Regions from separate parts of the Homo sapiens genome. Here region 2 is linked to region 1. The links are chromatin loops, found by intact Hi-C in ENCODE. Cell type or tissue: Caco-2. All regions are shown on one strand. Links, peaks and the distances in the headings refer to the core of each region. The heading gives the core; the rest is flanking DNA. Region 1 overlaps EYS (eyes shut homolog). Region 2 overlaps EYS (eyes shut homolog).

Region 1 (2,832 bases), core at 99-2,598:
AATGATTGTATGTTTCCTGAGGGCTCCCAGTGATGCTTCTGTACAGCCTGTGGATCTGTGAGTCAACTAAACCTATTTTCTTCATAAATTACACAGTCTCAAGTAGTTCCCTATAACAGTGTGAGAGGAGACTAAAAGAAGGGCCTTGACATCCATCCCTTCCTCCTGATACATTGAGTTCTAGCCTTATAGCTGATTAGATCTCTGAAATGGTACATTCTTGAAATTCATTATCTCAGCCCTCAGAATGATCATCATCCTTGCTTTTATAATTATTCCCTCAAGTTTTAGAGGACTTTTATAAAATTAGGATATTTGAAAATCACCCTAACATTTTAGGAAAACTTACCAATGACACTTCTGTTATGATGATGAATGGCCCAAATATAAGAACCCATCTGACAATGTTTTGCTAGAATTTAGCATGAAGAAAAAATACTTTTGTTGAAGAGTCACTGCTCATTCTTTGTTCATTTATTTATCAAAGAAATATTGGCCGACTACCATGGGGGCCAGAGTCTGTTCTGGATGCTGGACATTCACTACTGCTGTCAGAAAACTCACTGTCAAGTCACAGAAAGATATAGGAAAAGCTGACGCTATGAGGAGCCAGGGAAGACTGGAGACTCAGGAAGAAGTCTATAGCAAGAAGTGGCATTTGGCAAGGTGTTTCATCATAAGTAAATATTTGTATGTAGAAGAACAGGAAAGGGCCTTAGGGACAGATATTAGAGCTTTGGCAACAGCACAGATGTGAAAAGTAAACAGTGAGAAAAGTTATGTGCAGTTGAGAGAGAGAAGTTCCATGTGGCTAGTAAGAAACACTAGCAGGAGCTGAGGTTGAAAAGGATCTCTCAGGGTAGGTCGTAAAAAACTTGGGATGCTAAGCTCCACAGTAAGTTTTACTCTGTGGATGAGGAAGGGTCCATAATGAACTTAAATTTAAGGCGAACAACATGGTCAGATTTATGAGATGAACTGTTTGTGAATTTTATAATGGAATAGACTGTTATTGTGCTTTGAAAATTCCTGTATTACCAGGATGTAGAACAGATTCAAACAAATAGCATATGCTTAATTACTATCTGTTGAGTCGAATGCTTAGTTATGAGGCTGCAAGAGTCTAAGGGTAGAGATACAGAATAATGTTGGAGTTCAGATATATTTTACCATTGATTCCTCTTTTGGATATTGACATTCCCATAACTTTTTCCTTTTCCTGAAGGCTAGGCAATTCAGAGCTATGCAATAATTATATGTGTTCCTCACAGTTGGCATGCATGCTTCTTCCTTTTTGTGGCTTTTATTTTCTGTTTCCATTATATTGATGTTAACTCTTTTGTAGCTTTTATCATAGGCCACCTCAAATATGTTTTGGAAATATGTTGAGTGTAAATGAACCCATATTTATTTGGAAACTTTTAGGTTAACACTGCTTTCGTATTTCAGGCCTATTCACATGGAAATGACCTTAAAAGATGCTCACAGCCACCGGCTCACCCTCAATGATGCGCCCCCTAGAGGAGGCCTGCAGCCCACTCAGGCAGGCTGCCAGTCTTATTTTGGAAGACGGCAATGGCAAAATGCATTCTCCTTGTTATGTCCACTTGTCTTTTTATTTTTTTGTGGTTTCAGAAATATACAAGCATTGAGTTGTCATGTACAGGGAAATTGTCTAAATGCAGCTTTAAAAAAATGATATACATATCAATTAAACTCTTTAACCTTCTGGGATTTCTTCCCAACTTTAAGAATCTAAATATTAAAGGTAATCTATGGACAATTCAGTCTGCACCATGAACTATAATCACATAAAAACTTCAATTATCAACACTTATGATCTGAACTTGCTTTTTGGTACAATAGAAATAATAATAACCTAAAGTGTTATTTGGCATTGTTGAAGGCACCTCAGTATGCTGATATGCTTGAGAATCACAGCTATGCAGGAGCCTACGGCAGGTTGAAATAAGTGACAGCTTTGAAATCAGGAAATGTGGTCCTTTCAACATCACCTTCGCACCTCATTCACAGTATAATTGGGAAAGTCATGCAATCTCCTGAAAATCTTACTTCCTCATCTGTTAGACAGAAATTATTCTTTCATAGAATTATGAAAATTGAAAAAATGTGTATAAAAGTATCCCAATACAGTATACTGTATAAAATTGTATTTTAAAACTGATGTAAGTGAATTATAGAAATTCTGGTTATGGGACATTGCATTTAACATAGTCAGTAAATTTACTGTAAAATTAATATTTTCATTATGAAAGAGACATATATTTTACCACTCTATGCCCACTATTCATCTATCCTGAATTAAACTTGGCTGAAAAAGTTAAATTTAAAAAAAAGTTTGGTTTGAAGAGCAAGTATTTCCTAAATGTGATAGCTTAATGATAACACTGAGTTAGTTCTAATCTAACATTAAAGGAAGAAACATGTACACTTACGCTTTGGATGGGACAAATTTTTGTTATTCACATTTGAAATTCACTTTAGTTTTAGCACAATAAAATTTAATAATTTATTAGTCCCTCATAGCACTCTGCTGAGAAGTGAATGTCTTGTCAAAGGATCAGTTCAAAGTAGCTTTACTTCCTACGTTTAACTAATTTAAAACTGCCTTACCTAGGCCGGGCATGGTGGCCCACGCATGCAATCCCAGCACGTTGGGAGGCCGAGGCAGGCGTATCACGAGGTCAGGAGATGGAGACCATCCTGGCTAACACGGTGAAACCCCGTCTCTACTAAAAATACAAATTAGTCGGCTGTGGTGGCAAGCGGCTGTAGTCCCAGCTACTGGGGAGGCTGAGGCAGGAAAATGGC
Region 2 (2,832 bases), core at 243-2,742, 220 kb before region 1:
GCCTTTTAATTTTCCTGTTAACTTACACATAAAACTTCATATTTGTTTTTGCTTTTGGTAGAATAAAAAATTAAAAAGTACTTATGATTTCTTATACATTGAATAGCTTTTGCTTTAAATAAATACAGTAAAAGAAACATTAATAACTTGAGATGATTTTATGAAAAAGCCTGCTGTTTTTACTCAGCAAAAAGAATATTTGTAATATATACATTGTGGATTCCCAAAGGGACAGGTAGCATTTTAACACAAGAATGAAGCTTACATCAGCCTGAAGCCAAAACAAATGGATCTCCTTTTTTATTTTTATTTTTTGTAACAGAAAATTTATAGTCAGGGTTGAGGAATAAAGGCCATGACCACATTCCTGTTTACTGTAGCTACTTCCCATACCTCTCTAGAGACCTTTCTATCCACTTGTAAGGGTAAGGTGAAAATGATGGCTGTTGCCTTAGGAAAGACAGCAGGGACATGGCTCTCAGCTTCATTTCCTACGTCTTGGAAGTATCTGACTTCCAGATATGCATTACTGTATTAACACGCAGGTCTTGGAGGAATGGATAGTTTATTTTTCCAGCTAAATTTTATCCTTAGGCGGAGGAATACTAACGAGAAGTATTTATGTCCTGTAGTATATTCAAATTACTGTCTCCCACCACACAGAGAAGCAGCCTGTTGTTCCTTTTTCTCTTTTGTCCTTTTGTCTCTTTTCTTTCTTCTCTTCATTCTTGATTTCTCTACAATCTAAGCAGCTTGTACTCCTATACCAAGGCCTGCAGAATCACATATTTTAGATTACAGTTCACGTTTCAACAACTGTATCAAATTAAATAATTAAGACTGACTTGGCCTGGATTTAATCCCTTCCTTGCTTTGGTTCTTTATTTCTTTGGTGCTCCAGAAACTAGGGCATGATTCACTGGACACGGCAGTATGCAGAGAAAGAAAAGATTGTCAATTGTTGCCCATTATGTCATGTTTTTAGTCTAGAAGTTATACAAATCACACTGTTGCTCTCTCACGTATAAATTACAGTTATTCTAAATGACATAACTGTTGGTAGAAATGTAAGCATGTATTCTTAAATAAAAATATCAAGTAAATAAATTAGGAATGTATATGTCATTATAGATAAAAATAAATGTATTATCTAGTGTAACCCTGGCATTTGCATTTTTAGTTATCGATCATCCTGTGAACAAATACACTGCTTTGGTTTCATCATGAAAAAGATTGTGTGACTGCAGGCAGGTGACTTAACCTCACCTAGATAAGAAAAGAGTATGTTAGTAGATGATCTCTGAGGTATTTTCCAGCTCAAAAATTCTATTATTCTTATGATTTCTAGACTATGCAAATACTATACATGTGCTTAAGGCCGTTTGAGTCAAACTTGTAGATGTGTGACTTCATTCATAACTGCAAATGAAGAAAAATCTAAATCACGTGCTAAAGAAAAACTCCACCATAAATTTATACAGATGGTTCTATTTGTGTACAACACCGTATAAAATAGGTCTAGGGAAAGGCATTTAAAGTAAAATAAAACCCTGTGAATATGAATCTCTAGTTATCATTGCATTATTCTCTAGATTGCAAGAAATGGAGCCTGTGAACTTTAATCACTCCTTTTGTAATTCTAATCAAATAAAACAGCTAGAAAATGCCAATTGGTAAAGTCATCTAGCTCCAGGGGGCACTGCTGTACTGTGCATCAGGTTTGGTTTATTGATGAAGGCTTAAGCAAGATTTCATTAAGGAGTTCTGCAGGTTTCAGATGCAGAAAAAGCACATAAACTATTTATAATCAATTTAAACTTTGAGAAAATTAGGTAACTATGTAAAATATTTATATGCAGTTTTTTGGAAATGAATGTTTCCTTTGTTGGTAAAAGTATCTGTCTTTCTGCAGCAACTAACTATGGTTGTGGATAGGAATATTTTTATTAACTTTTCCAGTCAAGGGCTCATGAAGGACAATGTATGTTTCTGCTATGGAATTATTTAAAGCATTCTGCCCTAATATTCAAAATATAAACAAAAATTGATATACTTAATGCCTGGACACTGCAATCCTTTAATTGGCTTTACCATTGTTATAGTCAGTTAATCTCTGATCAGAAGGGTTTTGTATAATTATGTAAATTCTATCTATGACTTAATGCATCTTTCAAAAAAATCTCAAATATAGCAGCTCAAAATAATCTCAAAAGTGAGTGACCACTTGTATCTTATTAAACTGTGAGAAATGAGTAGTGCTAAGGTGAGAGTCAAGTATGGAAGTCAAAATCAGCACTCTCATATGTTTTAAAAGCATAGTAAAAGAAATACTTTCGAAATGAATTGCATCATTTAAACTATTATATGTGGATTATGAATACCTAACAAATCTGTAAATTTAATTAAAGACCAAATCAGGATAGGCAAGTATTTATAGTAAAGACTGACAGAATTTTTTAAATTTATGTTCAAGTTTAGCTCAATTATCCCTCACTATTAAAGCACTGATAAACATTGACTTGACATTTTCAAACCAAACACAGGTGACTTTCAATGGCTGAAAATCTTTTAAGCAAAGAATTGAAATTCTATTTAGATTAGGGTAATGTCTGGTCATTTCTAGTCCACACATCATAAAAGGCATAATGAACCACCATAAAAATCATCTGGATTTTTCATATTAATTATTGTGCATATATGGCATGATTTTCAATGTAAATGACTTGTTTTAGCAGCAATGTATTAATAGAAGAAGGAAGAGATTCAGGGGAGCAAATATAGAAAGTAAGAAGATTGGAGGGTTTTTTGCAATAATCCTGAACTAAGGCACTG

What was found. Hi-C counts contacts between places; a loop is a spot of excess contacts. Peaks named below come from ENCODE experiments on the same cell type or tissue, not always from the same donor. Only the 100,000 strongest peaks of a DNase experiment are listed, where the experiment ranks them.
Region 2: a loop joins it to region 1, with 18 times the contacts of the local background. A loop is called at or near these places in 3 of 110 quality-filtered maps.

The regions. Positions count from the first base shown.
Region 1 is chr6:64,503,994-64,506,825 of GRCh38, forward strand. All of the region lies in intron 26 of EYS (eyes shut homolog), which reads right to left. Among named protein-coding and RNA genes, the nearest start is that of SCAT8, 700 kb to the left of the region's middle. In Caco-2, for the core only: a CTCF peak has its summit at 1,510 (motif pointing left); no DNase peak of the experiment used is centred there.
Region 2 is chr6:64,279,076-64,281,907 of GRCh38, forward strand. All of the region lies in intron 30 of EYS (eyes shut homolog), which reads right to left. Among named protein-coding and RNA genes, the nearest start is that of SCAT8, 470 kb to the left of the region's middle. In Caco-2, for the core only: a CTCF peak has its summit at 1,712 (motif pointing right); no DNase peak of the experiment used is centred there.